Linked DNA regions of Mus musculus: regions 2 and 3 are each linked to region 1. Evidence: chromatin loops called from intact Hi-C (ENCODE). Cell type or tissue: heart. All regions are shown on one strand.

Region 1 (8,000 bases):
TTCTTTTCAACATTTTGGCTGTTTTGGGTTTTTTGAAGCAATGGCCTGTGTGCGTGTGTGCGTGTGTGCGTGCGTGCATGCATGTACTTCTGACTAGGTATGTGTAGTTTCCTAGGTAGGCTTTGTGTAGGAATGCCCATGTGTGGGCAGAGATCAGAGGATGCTTCCGCTGTGTGTTCTTGAGACAGGTCTTGTTGAACCTGGACAGGACTGGCAACCAGCAAGCCCCAGTGATCTTGGCCTTGTGACATAGAACTTGCAGGTTGCTTGCTTTCTCTGTGAGGTCTGGGCTCTGTCCTCTGTCCTCATGCCTGTGCAGCAAGTACTTCTCGGCACACAGCCGTCTGCCCAAGCCTACGCCCTCTCACTTATTATCTTTAACATTTCCTTAAAGTTTGTGATGGGGAGCACTGCCTGGTGCATGTGCCGATAATTTGGCATGTTTGTAGTTTTTCGTGAAGTGCCTCTTGAGGATCTTTGGGTCACAATTTTATTCTTTGACAATTTTTTAAAAAAGATTTATTTATTTATTATATGTAAGTACACTGTAGCTGTCTTCAGACACTCCAGAAGAGGGAGTCAGATCTCATTACGGATGGTTGTGAGCCATCATATGGTTGCTGCGATTTGAACTCACGACCTTCAGAAGAGCAATCGACGCTCTTAACCGCTGAGCCATCTCTCCAGCCCTTCTTTGACAATTTTATGAAATGTATTTTGATCTTAATAGGATATTCTTCCTTCCCCCAACACCTCCCTAATCCACCTAGCTCCTACCTCCTTTGCCCTCCCACCATGGCTGAGTTTTAAGAGTTTTTCACAGACGGCTCAGCAGTTAAGAGCACTGACAGCTCTTCTGAAGGTTCTGAGTTCAAATCCCAGCAACCACATGGTGACTCACAACCATCTGTAATGAGATCTGATGCCCTCTTCTGGAGTGTCTGAAGATAGCTACGATGTACTTATATATAATAAATAAATAGGCTGGACTGAGCAGGGTCGGAGTGAAGAAAAAGAAAAAAAAAAAAAGAAAAAAAAAGAAAGGAAAAGAAAAGAAAAAAAAGAGTTCTTTACATATGTCGGGTTATAAGGCTGTTTTCTTTGCTGGTTTTGTTGTTGGCTGGCTTCAGTCTGTGGCAGTCCTCCTGCCTCTGCCAGTTGCTATTACAAGCCTGTGCCACGTGAGCCTACCTGGACTGGCTCAGACTCCTCCATTAGAGTCCTCTTTTGCTCCGTTGATTTTTGTCATTCTTTTGACAATGTCTTTCACAGGAGACATTTGTAATCTTAGTGAGGTCCAGCTTATTCTTTCAAGGATTATGCCTTTGGTGTTGTATCTGTATTCCAGAAAGTCATTATATTTAAATTTTCTCATATTATTTCTGGGAGCTGTGTTTTGCATTGAGACCCGTGGCATTTTGAGCTCACTTTTTTGAGAGTGTGACCACCCAGATTGCTTTGCTTGTGAATGCTCAGTTGCCAGGCATCATTGTCGGAGTCTGTACTTCTCCTGCAGCATCGCCTTTGTTCTGACCGTCTGTGAGTCTGTCCTAGTGAGCCGTCAGCTCCCGTGCTGCTGCCATACTGCTTTGAGTTCTTTAACTTTTGGAAGGCGGTCAACCTACCAGGGGCCACACCCTAGGAAAGCTGGATCTCTTTCCTTCAGAACCATTAGATGTCAGTAGCTTCTCAGCTGTGGTAGAGACCCTGTGTCCCTCCCCTTCATGTTGAATGGTCACTGTAAGAACTAGAAGACACTGGAGGGCTTAAAAAAGCTTGATCATAATTAACTGCAAATGGATATAAAATTCTCACCTGATGTATGTAAACATTTGAGTTATTTATAAGAAGAATCACATCTTGAAAATATTATTAACTAAGGATTTTATGTTTTCCACAAATTCTTATGGCATTAAAAACTATCTCAGTATACTGATGCAAATTTATGTGAGGTTACTGTTAAAAGTCACAATATTAATATTTTTGTTAGTATTTATTAGCTATTTATTTATTTTATTAGCATTAATTACATAAACAATGGCTTTCATTATACTATTTCCATAGTGTACATAGTGTGGTTTGAATATATTCACTTCCCATTACTCTCTCCCACAGATTCTCTTTCTTTTCTAAGTAGTTCCCCACTTTGGTAACCGAGTGGGTTTCACTGGGGTTGTTTAGCGGAGTGAGTGAGAGTTCGGGTGCGTGGGCGCCTTACCAGGGGCTGCATCACTGTAGAAAATGTCTCGGCTCATTCACTGACCTCTGACTTTCATAATTCCTCAGAAGAAGAGGGCCCCCTGGTCCCCTCCTCTACCCTTATCAGGATATTGCTAGTCCCTTATGATGGCAGTCTTGTCTAGGTGATCACAGCTCAGAAGTGCAGTAGCGGTGCTGTGCAGGGAGGTTAGCATCTCTCGTGTCCCACCCCTCCAGCTCCCACATGCTGTGCACCCTCTTCTGAGACAGTCCGTCCCATCCCGGAGTGCTAGAGGGGGTGAGGAGCCATTGTTGGTTGAGGATTGACAGCTGGTTTGTCTCTTGTACTTGGACCATGCTTTACACTCACTGCTGACAGATTTTCTGAGAGAAGAGTCTCTGAGCAAAGGCAGCAGTGTTTTATCGGAGTAAGCACAAGTCTGAGGAAGGCAGTTGGATGGGCACATCAAGTCTGTTCAGAGAAGCAACAGTGACAGACATCTTGTGCAGGAAGTCCTATAACCTCAACTATTGGCTTTTGACTGAGTTGACAGTGGCATATAGAACTCTGTCTTGTGAAGTGGCACTTGGTTTCCTTCATAATAGACTTTTTCATGGTTGTATCAGGAGGTGAGTCTTTCTTTGGGATTGGTTTTGCTACATAGAGGTTTCCACAGGCAAGTCTAAGAACACCTTTTACCCAGCAAGCAAAGGCTCTTTCAACCCAGTTCCAGCATGCTTTTTTTGTGTTCTGAGGCAAAGGTATAAGGCACCATTACAGGTAAGGCCGTGATATCTAGTTCTGGTGGGCAAATAACAGTGATAGTTCCTGTTTTGTTGTGGGGACTGCCTGGGCCTTGCTCACTGACAGCTTACATGGCAAGGCGGCCTCTTGGCACAAGGATTTTTTTTTTTTTTTAATTGTGGTTTCTTGGAATGGCTTTACCTGCACAGAGTATGTTAAAAAGTGTGTGTGTGTGTGTGAGAGAGTATGTGTGTGTGTGTGTGTGTGTGAGTGTGTGTGAGGGAGTGTGTGAGTGTGTGTGTATGAGAGTGTGTGTGTGTGAGAGTGTGTGTGTGTGTGTGTGTGAGGGAGTGTGTGAGTGAGAGTGTGTGTGTGTGTCTGTGTTTAAATTTTTTTTTTTGTTGTTTTTTGTTTTTGTTTTTTCGAGACAGGGTTTCTCTGTGTAGCCCTGGCTGTCCTGGAACTCATTTTGTAGACCAGGATGGCCTTGAACTCAGAAATCTGCCTGCCTCTGCCTCCCGAGTACTAGGATTAAAGGCGTGCCGTGTGCCCCCATGCCCGGCGTGTTTAAATTTCTCATCAGTTATCAGATTTCTGTAGGATTTTTCCATAGGTTAGGTGTGGTTGATCATTCTCACCACTCAACCTTCCCCTGCATTCCTGACCACTGCTGTTTTTAGACCTCAGACTATAGATCAGATTGTCCTAAAACTTTTAAATCTTTCTCCCTCAGTCTTCCAAGGCCTGAAAATGTAGTGTGAGCCACTTTCTAGCTTTAGTCACCATTAATTCTGATGTAGCTTTCAATTTTTCCCAAAGAGAAGTCTACTAGATTAGTTTGATTATGATGTCACAAAGAAGACAATGTTAGCAAGCACAAGTAAGCTTTTCGTGTGTTTAATTTTAACAATCGTGATACTTTATGTGAAGCGATGAATGAATTCAAATCCATTAATGTTCAAATGATGAATTTTACCAGCAGGTGGCAACAACAAATCACTATTTTTATAGTAAAACTAATAGCAAGATACACCTTACTTTTCCTACCAGTAAACAGTTGTGTGCTCATGCCCTTATCATATATGCTTTTTAAAAAGTGGATCTAGAGTTCATTAAATGAAATGGCCTGGAGCTCACAGAAGCCCCTGTGCCTGCCTCTTGAGTGTTGGCGTATAAGACATGTGCCACTTGGTCTTCTTGAGTATCCTAACCTGGCCTTAAGCTCACAAATGCTGAAAGTACAGGCCAGTGTCACTATGCCCAGTTTTGCAGTGTTTTTTTTTTTTTAAGACAGTCTTATTGTGTAGAGCAGGCTGTAGATCGCAGACTCATAGCAGTCTGCCTGTGAGTGCTGGGGTCAGAGGTGTGGGCCAGCACGTCCAGCTCTGCACAGTGCATTCTAAAAGTGTAATGGGTTTTTGAAAGTTTGACTGTTGTTTTGTGTCTCACTATGTTCTGAAGCTGACTTGACACTTCCTATGTAGAGCATGAAACTCGTTAAATAGACCAAGGTTGCCTTGGGCTCTTGACTGTCCTCCTCCCTCTGCTGCCATGTTCTGGGAGCGCATGCCCATGCTATCGCTCCCAGCTTCATTTTCAAACTGAGTGATGATCAGGTTTAGTACCCGGTGACTATAAAGGATTTGTCATGGGCTTATCATCTCCTCCTCCCTCCAGGTTTATAATAGTCTAGATGTTAGGATTTACCGAGAGTATACAAACAATTCTACATGATTCCAATGATTTATTTAGTAGTATTAATCTTAAATGATTTATTAACTAGAATTTATCAATATTTAGGCCTGATTTTCTTTGGCTAGCTAATACAGTTTATTTGGTTTTAAGTTAAAGGGTAGTTCTGCCATCTTTTGGTGCTCCTCACTGTTAGAATATTCACTCATTTGTTGGTATTTTCATTCACTGACAGGTCTTACTTTGTGATGTGGACTCTTGCCTCTCTGCCCCAACTGCAGGGATGACAGACATTCTTGTTCACTTTGTGTCTTGGCATTTTGCTTGGTTCAGTGCATGTGGACAGCTGGATTCTTGAGGATTTAGGCATATGAGGTCTTAACTCAATCAAGGCTTGGGATGACCTCAGGTGACACCCTGTTGAACAACTGGAGATTGTGGTTTCTGTAATTGTATACCCTCAAAATTCAATACTTGCCTTTGAAAGGTGCTAATGAATTTATAACTAATTTAAAGGAGGTCCCTCACACTAACTCCCTCCTCCCTCCCTTCCTCCCTCCCTTCCTTCCTTTCTTCCTCCCTTCCTCCGTTCTTCCTTCCTCCCTCCTCCAACCTCTATCCCCTCCTTTGTTTCTTCCTTCCTTTCATTTTTCCAGACAGGGTTTCCCTGTGTAGTCCTCATTGCCTCTGCCTCTTGGATCAAAAGTGTGTACCTCATTGCCCGGCTTAAAGGAACTTTTCCAACTCCCCAGCTCTGCCTAATGCATTTTGACCCAGTAGTTTCTCACCAGCTGCATCAGGGTGATTTAGAGACTGAGAGAGAAAATGTTTGGCCTGGCAAGAGTATTTCCTAGCAAATGAGACATATTCTCAGCACATGAGAGGCCCAGGCAGGCAAATCTCTCCTTGAGGCCAGGGCTGCACAGTAATGAGTAAGACCATGTCTTTAAAAAGAAAGTGGAGAGGGAAGAGAAAGCAGGCAGGCCCTTGAAATGAAATGTATACAGCATGATATAACCTGTGTATTATGATGAATAATTAATTGGCAATTAGTACATTGGCACGGTTGGCCAGCTATCATGTGCATCTAGTTTCTTACATTTTATTGTCCAGAAACAAAACTATACTCATTAGGTGGTTTCTTTCTTTCTGTATTCTGGGAACTACCAGGATACATTTATTCTTTTAGACATTTCATGGTAGTGAGATTCTGGAATTTTGGTTTCCTTAAAAACCAGAACTATTATAAGAATATACTTTTGTTTTAATCCCAGGTGTGGGGCTGTGACGCTTCTTTGCACTGTCAGCAGCAGATGACTCTGATTTGCCTTGTGCTCTAGCAGAGACATGTTTTTGCTAGTTAAAGATAGTTTCTGTGATTGTGTGATGTTTGGAATTATAGACCCTTAAAGAGGGTCTATAAATGCTAGAGCCCAGATAGGTGCGGTGGGTAGTTGTTGGTCGTTCATGGGGGTGGGTTACAGTTTGTTAGTTGTCATGCTCAAAGAGAAACAAGTAGAAAGAAATTAGATTCAGATCTCTCTCTTTTTTGCTTTCTCCCATTTCTCTTCTATTTAGGGATAGGGAGTGAATGGGGAGGGAGGATAAAAGGTGAGAAAAGAACCCACAGCCTTGGCAAAGATCAGCTACAAAGCAAAGAAGAAACAAAAGGAAAGAAATACAATTCAAAGACACCCCCCATCATTTTTTCTTGTCTAGTGATAGAAGATGAAGTCAGGGAGATAATATGTGGGAAAAAAGAGCCCACAAAGTAGCTAAGCCTGGCTGGCTACATTTCATGTTTATAGAGTCATACAATCCATGACTTTGTAGCGTCTGTCATTTAACATGTTTCTAAGGTTCATTTGTATAGCATAGAAGGCATACATGGGGATTGTATTTACATCACTTCCTTTCCTCTGTCTCCCCTCTCAGACCCCTCTTGTTCCCCCAACTTCCTCTCAAATTCACAACCTCTTTATTGCTTTACAGGCAAACACATACACAAATACGTATATATAAATACAGTTTGCTGAGCGCATTCAGTGCTGCTCACATGTACATAAACCACTTGGGATTGGTAACATATCAGGATATTAGTCTCCTCCTCTAAAGCTAATTGAAGATAGCTTCCCATCTGTGGGTGGGGTCTTGTTAGACTTCCCTCATCTGCTGTGGCATGTGTACTGTTACTTTAGGCAGCCATATAGGTGAGGTTTCATGGATTTGGTTTCCCTGTCATGTATAGAAGATACTACCTAGAAGCATCCTCCAGCTCCTAAAATCTTCTGCCCTCTCTTGTACCTGAGTAGGGTTGTAAACATGTCATTTGGGTTGTGGACCTCTCTCTCTTTTTCTTTTTTTAAAGATTTATCTATTTTATGTATGAGTACACTGTAGCTGTACATGTGGTTGTGAATCTTCATATGGTTGTTGGGAATTGAATTTAGGACCTCTGCTCACTCTGGTTGGCCCAAAGATTTATTATTATATGTAAGTACACTGTAGCTATCTTCAGACATACCAGAAGAGGGCATCAGATCTCATTACAGATGGTTGTGAGCCACTATGTGGTTGCTGAGATTTGAACTCAGGACCTTCAGAAGAGCAGTCAGTGCTCTTCACCACTGAGCCGACTAGCCAGCCCCAGGTTGTGGGCCTCTTAAGTCAGTTGTTCTCTGTAACAGTCTTCTTTAGGGAGAGCCAGCACATGAGCTGCAAGTCTGGAGCTAGGAGATGGTGAGGGTGGGCAAAATTCTCAGGATATATAGCTTCCTGATTTTTTCACTGGATCATCAGGAAGGCCTTGCCTATACTTTTTTTTTTTTTTAAATGTATCTTAAGAATCTGTTGCTGAATTCATAAAACCCTGGAGACTTATCCTTACAATTTCGGTTCCAGCTGTTTACGTTAGTAGTTCTATTTTCAGCCCACTTTGTGTGTTGTCTTAGCAACATTGTCTGTTTTTTTCTACTGAATAGACGTAGGTATAAGCTTTTAAGATGGAGTTTCTCTGTGTATTCCTGGCTATCCTGAAACTCACTCTGTAGACCAGGCTGGCCTCGAACTCAGAAATCTGCCTGCCTCTGCCTCCCGAGTGCTGGGATTAAAGGCATGTGCCACCACTGCCTGGTCTTGAGGGCCATTGTGTAGCTTCTGATGGGAGATAAGCTTTTGTAATATTTTTGTGAAATTAGTTTAAAAGCTAAAATAATTAAATGGTAAAAATATTACTGATTTTTATCTCGACTATAAGATATATTTAACTTGCTTATTGGCTTTCATTGTGGTAGAAGTAACCTTACTGGTTGCTATTTGTGAGAATTTGCGTTTTAATCTCAGGATAGTACTAATTTTTGTTTTG
Region 2 (8,000 bases), 100 kb after region 1:
GGCAGTATTGGCTTAGGTTATCTCAAGACCAAGGTCTCAGCACAAAGGAGATTTATTTGCCCAAGAGGGACAAAGGCCAGGGAAATAAGAGACAAAGACAGGAAATGAGGGAGATGGGAAGGGAACAAGGGAGAAGGAGGAGGGGTATTTGTCCCAGAGTGGGGCAAGGGACTGCCTCTGGATAGAGAGGAGACAGATACTTCCCAATAAGAAAATGGGGGGTTATAAAGGCTAGGGAAAACTCGGTGTTAGAATAAGGTGTTTAAGTATAATCGGGCATGTTAATTAGGTGAGCCAAAGGGGGCTTTCAGTAGTTGGACCTTGGTCCTCAGGCTCAGGAGGAAGACGTGGTCAAATAAAGGAGTAGACCGTGAGGAATGTAATCTAACAGCTTTTAGCAAGGCAGAGGGAATGCCGTGCTCACCGTGCTCAGGCCGGCTAGTCCCTTCAGAGGGCACTTGTTAGGGGGCAGCTAGTGACTCATGAGATGAGGGTCAGTTATGGGAGGCAGTAACCTATGCAGAAGCATGGGGTATCCTCAGAAGTACACTGATGGGTATGTAGTTGGGTAAGAGGAAGGGAACATTGTCTTTATGGTAGGCTATCTAAGCATGTTTTTAGGCAGAGGAGAAGAAATATGATAATTTGAAAAGCCTACAGGAAAAGATTAATGACTTTTAGAAATACTGACTTAGGCTTTTAAGGACTGTGGGCACGTGTTTGCTTTGAATCAGTGAGGTCGCTGTGTGTGACCTTTGTCATGGTTTAGCCAGGGCAGTTCTGGTTATCATCATGTATCAAACTGGGCCTATGGGGAAGCTTTAAATCGCCTCTGTGTGTAATTTCTTTACATACCCGTGACTAAAATACGTGACACAAACAATTTAAAGAGAATTGTTTTGGCTTTCGGTTCCATAGGTTTCTGTTCATACCCCTTGGTTCCGTGGATGCTGGGCTGGTGAGGTAGGACACCATGGTACTGGGAATGTGAAGACGACAAGCTTGTTCACCTAACAATAAATAAGAATAAATAAGTATGAAGAAGAGACCGGCAGGACTACATATTACCTTCAAAGGCACATGCCCGGTTTCCTCCAAATAGTTTCTCATTCCTAATGTTTCCACCACCTCTCAAAGTTAGGATAATGAGCTGAGGACCTTGCATTTTGTCTGTGAGCAGATGTGAGATGTTTCACACAAACAGCTGGAGTGGTTTGCCTGTACTTTATACTGTTGGTGATCTCATTTGAACCTCTGACAGCTACAAGTTAACTCTAGCTAGGGTGCAGAATTATCTGAAAGCTCCTAGTTCTTTCTACTAGGCTTTAAGTCCAGGCCTGCCAATGGAAGCTATGGATGCATTTTCTTTGTGTGCATTGCTTTGTTTCATAGCAGAATTATCAGGCTTCTTAACTGGAAACTCTTGAGTTGTAAGGCAAATGCATATGTAAGCTGGGAACTTCTGAGCTGTTCTCAGAAACAATGTGGTTATTTCAGTCACTCTGTTGCTTACAAACACACCATAAGCCCATTCATAACAAACACATCATAAGCTCATTCATACAAACACATCAGAAACCCATTCATACAAAGGATGGAATTGGGTTTTTTTTGGATAAAATGTTAGGATTACAGAAGATTAGGTAGTCTAAAAGATACTATTATATTTGCTTTCTTTGACAATACGTTGGAATATAGGAATAGAATTCAATAAAAGAATGATGCAGACTCTTAAATATGTATAACTTACACATAGATAATACTAACTAACCACTTTTCTTAAGGCATACATTCATCTACTACTTTTAATTTGGCATAGATGTAAATCTAATGTCTACTAAGAAAGTATGTCCATATTATTAATAGCATTGGATACCAGATGCATGAATATAGAAGTTGGTATGTGTCTTATCTTTTTGATGATTGTGGGGGTCCCTGTAGGTTTCAGGCAGGGAAATGAACTGCCGATTGGTAAGAATGAAAACATGATTCAGATTGGCTTCATCCATGTGGATCAAACCTTCTAGAAAGTGATGCCAGGCAGTTTATCCCAGCAAATTTAAATATGGTATAATTTGTAGAAAGTTTCTTCATGTAATATAATACTGGGTGCACAAGGAGGCATAATTATATTGAAACTCAACTCAGGGTACGTGTCATTTCTTCCCAGAAGATGGGCTCTAGAGATATAGTACCTATACTAGTTTAAGGGCCAGAAGAAGACTCTGGCCTGGTCTCAGTCATACAGATAGCATAGAGGTCATTCAGGCTATTGACCTCTGTTCCTGGTTGTGGCAGCTTTGGGGAGCTCCTGGCTGTTCGGATAATGTAAGGGTCATTTAGACTATTAGGTATCTCTGGTCCTGATTGTGGGTCTTGGGGAGTTCCTGCCTGCAAGGGTCATTTAGATTACTAGCTACCTCTGGTCTTGGTTGTAGAAGCTTGGTATGTCCTGGTTAACATATAACACAGACCACCAAGTCGACGTCACTTCTGAGCCCCAGCTCTCTGGGTGGAAGAACAGGTTTTACATTCTTTCCCTTGAGCAGACAGTCCTGTGTGATTCACATTCCTGGAGATCTGTGGGCACAAGGGTATTTTTGCTATGCTCTCAACAGATGATAACTAAATTGGGAAGTATTAATTAATTTTAGATTTTAAATTAAGAAAGGGCTTAAGAATGGGGCTTGTGCTAGATAGTTTTATGCCGGCTTGACACAAGTTAGAGTTATTTGGGAAGAGGGAACTCAACTGAGAAAATGCTTCCATAAGATTGCCTGTAGGCTAATTTATGGGGCATGTGTGTGTGTGTGTGCTTTTTATTTTTTTTAATGAATGGAAATGTGCTTTAGAGTACTGTAACATTATTCTAGCTTGCTTTTTGTTGTTTTGGTAAATCAAATGCAATAGTCCCTCACTGGGGGAAGCCAGGACAGGAACTGTGAGGCAGGAGCCATCAAGGTGTGCTGCTAACTAGCTTTCTCTCTCTGGCTCCGGCTCATTCAGCTTCTTTATGCTTGTCGAATATTGACAACATCCCCAGTGGGTTGGATTCTCCCATGTCAGTCACAGATAAGACAGTGTTCCACAGCCAACTCTTCAGCTGATGCTCCTTCAGTCACAGATAAGACAGTGTTCCACAGCCAACTCTTCAGCTGATGCTCCTTCAGTCACAGATAAGACAGTGTTCCACAGCCAACTCTTCAGCTGATGCTCCTTCTTTCCAGGTGGCTTAGGTTATGGGAACAATTGACAGTTAAAATTAACCAGCAGACATGTCAGTACCGGTTAGTTACTATACACTCTGATTCACTCTTCTATCTTACAAATCAAATTAGCTTAGAAATAGCAATAAATCTAGACTGGATGAAGGGATTTAGTTTTTAATTCATTTTTAAAGTCTCAAATGTATTGCAGTGTCATTTTTAGCTTTAAATAGCCAAGAAAATGTTTTTCTATTTCTTTTTATTATAACAGTTTTAGTTATTAAAGAATATTTTTACTTGTTAAAAAGAAAATCCCAGTATTTCTCATGTGGATTCTGGCTTCTGAACTGGACTTACATCCATTTAAGGCTTTTTTATTCTAATGTTGGTTATATATTTTTTCCAGTTCATAATGTGATGTATTGTACTTTTATTTATCCAGAGCATAATTAAGAACTAAGAAATGAGCTGAAAGTCATTGAGCTGCCAGTGTCCAAGCTGATATTTAAAAACATATGTTCTTAATTAAACAATTGGTGATTAAGTGCTTAATTATGTGAGGCTGTTTAATTATGTAAAAATTAATGATCTCATACAGTGCTGCTGCTCTATTGTTGCCCACAATAAAAGTAAGAAAAACAAAAAACATGGGGCAGAAGTGATGGTTCCGTGCTCTCAGTGGATCGTGGTTGACATTGTAGTGTACTGGGCTCAGTTGCCATACCTACCTAGCTGCTGACAGCTGTTTGTAACTCTAGTTCCATAAAATCTCATGCCTACTTCTGGCCTCTGTGAGTTCCAGGCAAATACATGGTATACATACATACAGATAAAACAGTCGTAAGTGAAATAGAGATAATAAGTGTAAATAAGTCCCCACAAAGATGTTAAAATATAAAAATTGCCAAGGACTAATAAATATTGAATAGATTGAAATTTTCAATATAAAGATGGTGTGACCATATATTAGATCGCTGGAAGACTTTCCTGTAATGTAAAAAATGCGCGCGCGTGCACACACACACACACACACACACACACACACGCGCACACATCCCACTGTATTTGGTTTCTGTAGAGGATGTTTTTCAGTCGAAGGGAAGGATAAATGATTTAACAGTGTTTTTCATGGAGTGGAGCGTTAGATTATTCTGTCAAAGAAATCCTGAAGCGAGAAATGGTTGTATCTGGTATTTAAGAAATAATAAAAGACAAAAACAACTAAAAGGAAAATGTTGGTGTAAACTCTTTTAGTTGTTTAATCTACAATTTGGAGGGAATTAACACACTTGAACAATCAGCAAACTCTGACCTTTAATTGTATGTAGACATATGTAAGAAGCTTGTAACTTAAATTACAGATTAAAAAAAAAACAACAACCAAAAAGCCTGAAAAACTTGTGAATTTGCATAGATTATTTGGACCAGAAAAAAAAAACAAACGTTAGAACTGGGCAACCTTGCAGACATGCCCTACTCTGTCACATAGGCGGGTGGCTTTCATACCAGGAAGGACAAGGAGTGGCAAGCAAGTCCCTGGTCCCTGCAGTTGCCAGTTGCCTTACATGGTCATGTTTGGGCGGTGTCTGCCTTATTGGCTGAGACCCAGCTGCTCTGTTACATGGATGCACTCATAGGTTAGGCTGGAGTTGCGCAGGGATCGTGTTAGGCCACAGTTCAGTGTGTGGTGTATACTTGAGGAAGGGTAGAGACTGCTTTAGAATATATTTTGTTTAAATGAACTCAAGTAAATAACAAGTCTTACAGTTTTCTTAGCAGTAGTATTGGATGGGATACTACGTGAGGAGGTATATGTAAATTAGGTTCTCCTTGTCCAGACGTGAGATATGGTGTGGCGGGTATACTTTGTTAATTTCTCCCCACAAAAAGCAAATTCCAAACTCTCTCTCTCTTTTCTTTTTAAGTCCAAACTCTTGTATAATTGGGAATGATCTTCTCAGCCAGACCCGTGACTTCCTCTTTTTCTTTTTTCTTTAATTTTTTAGGGTTTATTTATTTTTATTTTATACACATTTGTGTTTTGACTGCATGTATGTCTGTGTGAGGGTGTCAGGTTCCCTGGAACTGGAGTTAGACACAGTTGTGAGCTGCTATGTGGGTATTGGGAATTGAATCTGGGTCCTCTGGAAGAGTAGACAGCACCCTTAACCACTGAGGCAACTCTCCAGTCTATTTCTCTGTTTCCTATGTAAAACTTATCCCACTTAAACCCATCTCCATGATTTCTTCATGAGGCTTTCCTCTCTCATCCTTTGTTACAACAATAACCTAAAAAGTTTTGATTTTTGTTTGCTTGCTTATTTGTTTGCCTGTCTCTCTGTGGACAGAATCTTATTGTATAGCCCTGCCTGACCTGACTATTCACTGTGTAGATTAGACTGGCTCTGAGCTCCACTTGAATCCACTCCAAGGGCTGCAATTAAAGACACAGGTCACTAAGCCTGATTTTAGCTTATATTTTAAAGGTGAGGCACACTCTGCACTTGCTGTTTTATGTAACAAAAACCCCTCCCTCTTATTCATGTCTGTGTGCTTGTTATATGTTCTGTCTGTTACGGTCCCAGTAAGTACTATGTACAAGCCACCGAAGATACCGAATTTATAGAAAGCCTGTGCCGCATCTCCTAAGGGTTTGCCATCTCTTCGGGAACAGAAGGGAGAAATACGTAGCAAATACATTCTGTTGTGTTGTGTGACAGAGCAGAAGATGACTTCATGGACGGGTATAAGAAAAACAAAGGAAAAACACTTTACCTGAGCCAGGGGAGTCAGGAAACACTTCTTCCTCAGATGTGTGCTTTGCTGGTGTTTATCCTCAGCAGAAGGAGCTGTCACTTGCAGTCTATACTTCACATTACTTAATAACTTTTAAAAATAAATATATACAGTGCAGTAGACAGACATCTCACATGGGAGATAATGGAAAAGATTGTATAGAGCCAGCAGTATTTCTTCCATAGTGTTTAGAAAATTGCACCATGCCTTTCCTCTCCCACTGTGTGTGTGGTTTTTTTTTTAAGAGGTCTTGCTGTATAGCAGAGACCAGCCTCAAACCTGCCTCATCTTCCCAAGTACTGGGATTGCAGGCATGCACACCCAGCTACTATGCACTTTTTTATCATAGTGTGTTTAATGAACTCAAATCTAAAAATAAGAATGGGGTTCTTGAAGTATTGGTGTTTTTTGTTGTCAAATTTCACTGTTTGTATCATTAAAGGTGTGTGTCTATGTCATGTGTGTTTATGTTCCTTGTGTCCAAGTCATACGGGTTTATGTTCCTTGTGTCCATCTCATGTGTGTTTATGTTCCCTGTGTCATTGTCATGTGTTCTTATATTCCGTGTCCATGTCATGTGTATGCTTATGTACCCTGTATGTATGTCTGTGTCATGTGTGTGCTTATGTTCCCTGTGTCCATGTCATATGTGTGTTTATGGTCCCAATGTCTGTCATGTGTTTTTATATTCCATGTCTATGCCATGTGTGTGTTTATGTTCCCTGTGTATGTGTCTGTGTCATGTGTGTGCTTATGTTCCCTGTGTCATGTCATATGTGTTGCTTATGTTCCCTGTGTCTAAGCCATGTGTGTGTTTATGTTCTGTGTCCTTCCCACATCTTCAGGGTACTTGGCAGAGTTGGCTCTACTGTACCTAATGTTTGTAACCTGGTTTTGTTTCCTTAGTTTTTCTATTTCCCCTTATTACCTTGGTCAGAAACGCATTGTTTTTGTTTTCTCAAATAGTCCTTTTCATTGTTTATTGTTTTTCATTTCATACCTTTCAGGTCATATCGTGTTCTTTCTTGGGTTTACTTAAGGCTCATTTCTACTGCCGTTTCTAGTTTCTTTAGGCAGAAGTGGGTATTGTATCTTCAGCACAGGTGTATAATGTTAGAGATGCCCATGGTTTGCTGCACAGGTGTGTAATGTTAGAGATACCTGTGGTCTGCAGCACAGGTGTGTAATGTTAGAGATGCCCGTGGTCTGCAGCACAGATGTGTAATGTTAGAGAGGCCCGTGGTCTGCAGTACAGGTGTGTAATGTTAGAGATGCCTGTGGTCTGCAGTACAGGTGTGTAATGTTAGAGATGCCCGTGGTCTGCAGCACAGGTGTGTAATGTTAGAGATGCCCGTGGTCTGCAGCACAGGTGTGTAATGTTAGAGATGCCCGTGGTCTGCAGCACAGGTGTGTAATGTTAGAGAGGCCCGTGGTCTGCAGCACAGGTGTGTAATGTTAGAGAGGCCCGTGGTCTGCAGCACAGGTGTGTAATGTTAGAGAGGCCCGTGGTCTGCAGCACAGGTGTGTAATGTTAGAGAGGCCCGTGGTCTGCAGCACAGGTGTGTAATGTTAGAGATGCCCGTGGTCTGCAGCACAGGTGTGTAATGTTAGAGATGCCCGTGGTCTGCAGCACAGGTGTGTAATGTTAGAGAGGCCCGTGGTCTGCAGCACAGGTGTGTAATGTTAGAGAGGCCCGTGGTCTGCAGCACAGGTGTGTAATGTTAGAGATGCCTGTGGTTTGCTTCAGCAGCATTTCACATTGATATATCATGCTTTGTATCTTGAAGTAGATAAAATATCTTGAGATTTTTGTTTGTTTGATATCAGGTTTCATTCTAATGTCTAGACAGGCCTATAATTCAATAAATAATGGGAACTTGAACTCACAGAGTACCTTCTCCAAGTGCTGGAATTATAAGCATGAGTCTCCCACCTGATGTTGGTTTTGGTTTGTGTGTGTGTTTGTGTGTGCAGGGGGTTTCTTTCTTTCTTTAAGAT
Region 3 (8,000 bases), 150 kb after region 1:
ATATGCCTTTGCAATAATTAGATTGTGAAAAGCTAACAAGTGTTGTAACAATAATCCTTTGTTTGGGGTGCTTGCACTTGTCTTAAAAATTAAAGTGTTTTGGGGTGTTTTTCCAGACATTGCCTTGCTTATTACCCTGTATTTCAAGAGACAGAATCAACATACCTTTGCTCTCTGTAGTGTCAACAAAGCTAAAGGAGTTGCAGATTGTCACAGAACATACATTAAGGCAGAATGGATTTATGAACGAGGCTTTAGTTATAGCTTCATTATCTACAATGTGGGTGTTCCCTTTTTTTAATCAGTGTTTCATCGTAAGTGCAATGGTTTCCTCCCCTGTCCCCTCCAATCTTTCCCTGTGTGAACAAGACACATATCCTTCTTAGGGTTTAACATTTTTATATCATACACTGTAGTAAGATAGACGATGCCACTCATTCACAAACTATGCATGCTGGGTTTTTCCAATGAGGCTGTGCGTTTCCTTATAGAGCCTATGACAAATGGTGGCTGCTGAGTCATGATTTCTATAGAAACATTCCTATAAGAACCACAGAGTGTGTTTATGTTTTCCCTACCTCTGAAAGAACTTTTACCATTTGAATGAAATTTGTCTAATGAGGTTAGAAATGTCAAATTGGAAAAGGAAGCTAGAATATTAATCTTAAGGTGGTTCTTCTATTAATAATACCCTAGCGAGTGTATGATATACCAAGGAGTTCTAGCATACACTTTTGTGATTGGGTACCATATGGTTATATCTGATTCTTGGTAGCATGATGATAAAGAATAAATGTAAAGGTTGGGTGTGGTGGTGCACTCCTTTAATATCAGCACTTGGGAGGCAGAGGCAGGAAGATCTCTGAGGCCAGCCTGTTCTGCATAAGCTCCAGGCCACCCAAGGTTATATAGTGAAGGAAAATCTAGGAAGAAAAAAGAATAAAAGCTTAAAGTGAACCATTGGTTATTTGGAACATTATAGCCAAGTCAGTCTTTTTAGTGAAAAGACCCTATGAAATCTTCATGGAAAATTACAAGCAGTGGGTCTCACATGTGACTTTAGCAGATCCAGAAATAGCTAATCTAAAAAATGGCAGAACCATCCAGAGAAAAAGTAGTAGGGAGTGTAAAAGAAGTCTACTCTTTAACGAGATCTGCTTGTTTGTCCATATTCCCTGCACCATGCATAACTTAACAGGTATGAGTAAAAAAAACTTTCATTGGAATAGAAAACACGTTCGGATTATTTTTCTTTTCTTATTTTGTGAGGCAAGGACTCGGAGATCTGCCTACCTAGGCATGCCACCCCTCACTACCCCCCCCCCCACACACACACAATCTCTCTCTGAATTAGAAGTTTGTAGAGTGTGTCCATTAAAGATTCTATTTAGTTGAAGTGTTTCAGTTTGCAGAAGAGCTCTCGTTATGAATTACTTAGCTAGCTGGCTACTTTAAGTCTGTGGACAAGTGATTTTAAGGGTGAATATTGCCATTTCTTTGGTCTGTCTGAAATTGTCATGGAGGGACACAATGTGAACCTGTCAGTTTTCAGATTCAGGTTTCTTTGGTAAGCATCCTAAGGAGAACATGGGCAAGTTTCTTCAGAAACTTGGGTCACTGATTTTAAGCCCTAAATGAGCTGTATTCTCGAATATCATCAGAGTTAATTTTCAAATGGGAATTAAATGATAAAACATGATTTAAGTCACTACCAAATCTAATTTCTTGAGTTTGCTGTTTTTCCTGATGCACAAAATTTATATACTGGGCCCAATTGTGTCACATGTTTGGAAGGTGGTAAATAGGGCCACTCCTGAGAGGTAGACAGCAGAAGCTGATAATTAAAAAAAAAAAGTCACAACTGGTATATCTTCTTTCAGTAATAAAATATTCACTGAAACCCTCTTCATTCTATTTGACGTATTTCAGAATAATGCCTTTCGCCCTTGGTTTTGTTTAAAGAGACCTATTTTCTACAACTTAAAGCCCTAAAGCTAGTATTAAACATATTTTCATATCAGTTTTGATTAGTGGAGCTATTTCAGTCATATTTTATACTGTACAAATTAAATCTCCCTGTTTTAAGTAAATTACTCCTTTTCAAACTGCGTTAAACTGCAGTGTGCAACTATACAGTATGGAATGCATCAATAATGTGGATTAATGTTGTAGTAGAATGTTAGGTTCTTAGACTGTTAGCTAAGTCGCATAGAGTGGCTATTTAATTTCCTCTGACCCGTGCTTCTAAAGGAAAGGCAAGCAGTAGAGAGGACCGTGAGACTCACCCAGATCGGCTGCTGGTAGCCTGCAGTGCAGCTGAGGTAGCAGCTACCGAAGAAAATGAATGATTCTTTACTTACAAATTATATTTGAAAATCTTAACTTTTGTAAAATCATTAAGCAGACCTCAATCTCAGAAGTTGTACAGAACAATTTAGTAAAACTGACATAATTGTGGTTTATTAACATGAATTAAAATGCCCAACCAGTGCTTCAATGTGACAGCGTATTGAAATAAAAAGGAAAGGTCATGTGCTGTACTACTTTCACAGAGATCACACGTTTGCAGCAGACTTGCCATATGTACAGTGCTATATTCCAAATGAAAAGGGCGGGAGCAATTATATACGCAAAGGAAATTCAGTATTTACAGTCTGTCAGGAGACACTAAAAATTATCTATACATTAAATTACATTTTGCTTGCAAAAAACTGATAAAACAATATGAGCCATGTCCACACCAAATCATAAAAACCTGTATTGCATTTTCAGACCTAAGATGCACTCAAATAACTGCTGACCATAAAAAAAAAAGGAAATCCTTAGTGCTTTCTTTAACTGTATACTTAATGCATATGTATAAAATAATACAGAAAATATTCATTAAATGAATTTAACTGCAACAATGAAATTTAAAGGTCATGTATCATCAGATCTATGGTCAGAAAAACAGTTGGAATGTTCACTTACAAAATAAAGATACCTACAGCTGGCTTAAGAGCACATTTCATAAGGAAGTGTAAAAAGCAAAAATGGGAAAGATACAATGAAAGAGCACTGGTGTTTGCTTTTGTTTTTTTTTTTTTGTTTTGTTTTTGTTTTTTTATACAAAGTTTCATGTACAAGCTTTAAAAAGTACCTTAACAGGTACATATGAAATATACAGTTTATCTTACAGAACATTTTAAAAAATGTTATTGGAGTCCATTTTAATGCCACCCTGAACCGTGGTAATTGTTTTGAAATGTCGGCGGCACCTGTGCTCTGTGAATTGGAATCTGTGCAGGCACTGGCGATGCCTGCTGAGGTCCTTGCACCCCATGTGGCAGGGCCACAGAGCCAGGATGAGGATGAGGACAGAACCCTGAAGCAGTAGGGGTTGGAATACTGTTTGGTCCTTGGGGCTGGAGATGAGGACCTGCAACTGGTAATGGACAATGTGGCCCTGTTCCGGAAGGCTGGTGTTGGGGTCCCGGTCCCAAAGTGGTATGATGTGTGGCTTGTGAGGGGTACGGCGGGACAGCTGGATGAGCGCTTGCAGGGAAAAGTGGAGGTCCTTGATGAGGTGGGTGGTGTAAGGCTTGACCTGATGCTGAATGATGCCCAGAAACCAGAACACTGGCTGGGGGAGGGGGCGGGGGAGGGGGAGGGGGCGGGGGTGCCGAGTTTACTACATGCTGGTGTTGTGCTTGTAGACTTTGCAGTCCCGTGGTAGGATGGGGTGGGGGATGGTGATGTGGGGCAGGACCAGGTGGTGGAGGGGGTGGTGGTAAATGGTGTCCTGCAGTTTGAGAATGAATGTGTGACCCAGGGGTAACAGCATGAACTGGCCCAACTCCATGTGCTACAGAGTGCTGCTGATGTGAGCTTGGCTGCTGTATGAGGTGTGGTCCTGGAGCGGGCGGGGGTGGGGGCGGGGGCGGGACCACAGCAGCAGCAGCAGGTTGATGGTGAATGGTGGGGTTTTGAGATGGCAGAAAATGCCCTGGAGTAACGTGATGTCCAGGAACTGATTGCTGGCTGGTGCTGCCAGGAAGTGCTTGATTTGGTCCAGATGTAAACACAGTTTGTTGGGAAAGACTACCTTTTAGCTGATTATAATTCTGAAAGTTTGCAGAGGGCTGCTGGTTTTGATAGTAGGATGAAGGAGGGGGAGGAGGGGGAGGGGGTGGGGCCGTGCTGTTGAGACTCTGTTGGTTGAACTGACTGTAGGTTGCTGAAGATTGTCCTGAGGGTGTCTGGGTAAATAACGCTCCAGAAGTTGCCTGCTGAGGATTAGCTTGAAGGTTCTGTGCCGCTGCATAAAAGTTTCTCTGAGTCTCTCGTTGAGGAGTTCCAACTTGAGGTGATTGTGAATGGTGAGGCCTGAAGGGAGATCCTAAGTGCTGTGAAGGAGGCTTTGGCGAGAGGTAACCATGCTGCACGGGGGTGTGAGGTGTGGAGGACTTGGGAGGGTTTTCTGTGTGAGGTGACGGAGGACAGTGCAACTTCGTCGGTGCAGAAGGCAGCTTTTGCGGAAGTTGATCATTCGCACTCAGAGCGTGGGCCTGAGGAGCATGGTTCTGAGAAAGTGCTGGGGTGTTACTTGACAGCTGTCTGTGCTGAGGCTCTGGGTTTTGGTGAACACTGTTGTCAGCTTCTGATACAGTGGCAGTTGCCTCCCAGTGGCTATCTGGTTTTGTGAGTATTTTCCCATGTGACTGAGCAGGATTGATTGGCCCTGGTGAACCAGGCTACGAAGGAAAAAAAAAGAAGTATGAGAGAATGTCACTGGAATTTAATGTTATTTAGTAAGAGGGCAGGAAGCAGTGTGAGGACGACAACGGTGAGTTTTTTTTTTCTCAGTACATTGTGTAAGGTTTTCCATTTGTGTAAGCTTAAATACATTCTCTAGACCTGATGGTCCCTATTTTCCATTTTCTTCAAACAACTTTCAGCCTCTGACAACCTTAAAACTTATCAAATTTTGATTTCATATAATTTCTTTACCCAACTAAAGATAAACTGCTTTGAATAAACAAAAATTGTTCATTAAACCATTTAGCCTTAAAATGCTTTTTTTACTTCCAAGGGTAACCCCAGTGTGGCCCTCAATTTTACAGTGGTCTGCAGGCCCACCAGCTCATCACAGACCAGGATAGAGAGAACAGTCTATTCCGGATGAATGTCACCTGAGTTTTGACATACGGAGTGCTGCTTGGCAGGTCCTTAAGAGTATCCCATGAAGTCAGGAATAAATTTGAGTGAGAAATGTTGACTACGGAAGGGTACTTAGAAAACTGCAAGGTTAAGTCAGGACTGTCTGTACACACAGCTCAACACAAGAGTGAGAAAACAGGAAGAGTACAGAGACCACAAACGGACACTTGATGTGGCAGGGAAAAGTCAGTCTGATGTTCCACCACTTCCATGAGGGACCAGACTTGAAAGGTCAGTGTCGTTACCTTGCTTGTTTTAGAAGGGCTCTGAGAAGTGTCAGGGGATGGACATTCACTTGTACTTGTGGCTTCTGTACCTTCCGCATCAGGGTCTGTAAGGGAGAAGAAACCTACAGTAAATAAGATTACAAGACATACTGCCTCTTGTAGACACACAGAGTGCTCACTGTACACAGTTCTTTCTCTTACTATAAAGCACTTTAACATAATCACCATGATAGGTCGGTCATCTGCTTACTGACCTGCCATGAGTTCACTCAAAGAAGGAGCTAGGCTCTGAGCGTGCACCTGGGGAATGTGATTTGAATGAGATGAAGGTGGAGACTGAACATGACTCGGTGAGCATGAGACACATGGTGACTCTCCCCCTATGGATGAAGCAGAGCAGACCCAGAGAGACCATTAGCGTGCGCTCACAGGGAGCAGAGCACAAGCAGGCAGAAGCATTGGGAGAGCAGAAGCAAGCGCACTCACCACTGTCTTTGTCTTTGCGGTGGTCACTGAGCAGTAAGGCTCTCTGGTAACTTCTCTCTCTCACTTGCTCCACTGAAGTGGAGGCAGTCCTTTAAAAGAAAACACATCCTAAGGTCAGAGAAGCTGTCACCAGCTAGGTTGACTCTTCTGTCTCCCGATGAGCAAAATGTCCTTCAGATGAAGGAGTTTGCTATAATGAGACAAAACTTTGGGGTTAAGCTTTAAAAATAGCCTCTTACATTGCTAACCATGCTCCAAACTGAGATTTTATTACGGTTTACTCAAAGAAATCAGACTAACATTTGTCTTTGGCAATTTCTTGGTGAAAGAGGGGTAAGCTGGAAATATTGTGTTAACATTTTTAAGGTCATGTTAGGTTGCCAAAGGGAGCAAAATCCTTCCAACAGAATCCAAGTGTCTGTGTCAGAGTGGTCAGTCAGACTGGGGACTGAGCCGTCTTTCACATGGCTGCCAAGACCCATCTTAAATGCAGCTGCTGTGCTCTTATTCAAACAGTAAAACTGCTGCTTCAGCCAAAATTAACTGGTAGGGGAGGTAAAGAAACTGTCTAGGACACTGCCTGGAGTGACAAGTTCTGCAGGAAGGAATATTTACATAGTTCACAGCCACAGCTTCTGAGGTGATCACCTTCAACCACTGTCTATTTTATCATTCCAAAACAGCAAACAGGTAGAAGAATTCTCTAACAGGTTTTTCTCCTTGCATAGTGGCACATTGTAGAAGGGACTTACCACTGAACTTCTGGGTCTTTCTTCTCACTGGAATTGGCGTCTTTAACAGGACAGTTACTGCTGCCTTCTTCAGAAGAGGCACTGTAAGCGGCGGCGGCGGTGGCGGCGGCGGCGGCAGCAGGCGGTGGTAAAGGCAAGCTAGCCTGGTTTTCTGCCTGCTCCCCGTTTTCACTGCTGTGGACACACCCGTCGCCACTGCTGCTCAGGCTCCCACTCGGGTGAGGTGACACACTAATCAAAGCAAAGTTCTCTGGCTTAGACCCACTCTTCCTAGCTTCACGTTGTCTCTTACGGTATTCTAATAGAGAAACCTTAGACAAGAAAGAAAAAGTAAATCTCTTATTCTTGTTTGTGTATCAGAATCAATTTTCTTTTTTAAAAAAGGATACTGCAGCATTTATATTAGAAAAATTATGAAAATAATTGAATTTCCATAAATAATTAACAATTATTAAATGCCTACTATATGTCAGGCATTTTATTTAGATGATTTATATACATTATCTCATTTAATCCTCACAACAACCCTAAGAAATAGGTTATATTATCATCCCCATTTTACAGATGAGGAAATTGAGTAACTCACTCACTCCAGGTCACACAGCTGGTGAGTGTTGGAGCCGGGATTCGAACCTAGGTCTTATTTGAAAGCCCGTGCTCTTTCCACTATACTACATTGCTTCCCACAAAGTTGCCAACTGGACTCTGTTATAAAAATTAAAAGCACATATCACTAAAATGCTTTGACTTATATGCAGTTAAGCCTATTAAACAAATAAGTGCTGTTTTTCCCAATCTTGAAAAATAAGGCATTCTAACTGTGTCAAGATTAGATACTTTTGTATTAAGATAGAATCTGAGCAAGCAGTATCATACTTTGAAAATACTCTTACATCCATGGCCTAAATACTGTAAGTATTATGATGGTGAAGAGGCATTTCTTCTCTCCAAGGCTGCCTGCTCAATGTAAAATAAGAGAAATAAGAGTAAGTATTATCTACCTATTGCTTTGGTGGAGGTGTTTATTTTTAAAAGTTACTTGCTTCATAAAAAAAAATCATCTTGAGGCTTTTATCTCAGACTACATTTCTTAGAAGTTTTCATATCACCATAATTTTTACTTTCTTAGGAACATCAAATTATTTACAAAAAAATTAAAAAATATACATATGAAAACCTTAATTTACATAACTAAGTTACAAAATGCCTCACGTAACACATGCTGTAACTACCAATAACCCTTAAGAGTAAAGTAAAAAACCCACTATTATAAAGACTATAAATTGTTAAATTATAACCTTTTTCTTTTGTGGTGGATTCTGGGGCGTGCAACTCC

Evidence for each region. Hi-C counts contacts between places; a loop is a spot of excess contacts. Peaks named below come from ENCODE experiments on the same cell type or tissue, not always from the same donor. Only the 100,000 strongest peaks of a DNase experiment are listed, where the experiment ranks them.
Region 2: a loop joins it to region 1, with 4 times the contacts of the local background. A loop is called at or near these places in 5 of 42 quality-filtered maps.
Region 3: a loop joins it to region 1, with 3 times the contacts of the local background. A loop is called at or near these places in 15 of 42 quality-filtered maps.

What each region holds. Positions count from the first base shown.
Region 1 is chr5:23,652,720-23,660,719 of GRCm38, reverse strand. All of the region lies in intron 2 of Srpk2 (serine/arginine-rich protein specific kinase 2), which reads left to right. Among named protein-coding and RNA genes, the nearest start is that of Srpk2, 19 kb to the left of the region's middle. In heart, a CTCF peak has its summit at 3,921 (motif pointing right); no DNase peak of the experiment used is centred here.
Region 2 is chr5:23,548,638-23,556,637 of GRCm38, reverse strand. All of the region lies in intron 3 of Srpk2 (serine/arginine-rich protein specific kinase 2), which reads left to right. Among named protein-coding and RNA genes, the nearest start is that of Kmt2e, 120 kb to the right of the region's middle. In heart, no CTCF peak of the experiment used is centred here; a DNase peak (open chromatin) is centred at 4,797; H3K27ac peaks cover 969 bases.
Region 3 is chr5:23,498,257-23,506,256 of GRCm38, reverse strand. It overlaps Kmt2e (lysine (K)-specific methyltransferase 2E), which reads right to left. Exons shown (of 26, transcript NM_026984.2): 21 at 7,963-8,000; 22 at 6,665-6,975; 23 at 5,913-6,001; 24 at 5,681-5,806; 25 at 5,445-5,530; 26 at 2,022-4,733. The coding sequence ends at 3,210. Srpk2 (serine/arginine-rich protein specific kinase 2) reads left to right here. Exons shown (of 16, transcript NM_001359173.1): 16 at 1-2,901. Among named protein-coding and RNA genes, the nearest start is that of Kmt2e, 68 kb to the right of the region's middle. In heart, no CTCF peak of the experiment used is centred here; a DNase peak (open chromatin) is centred at 3,616.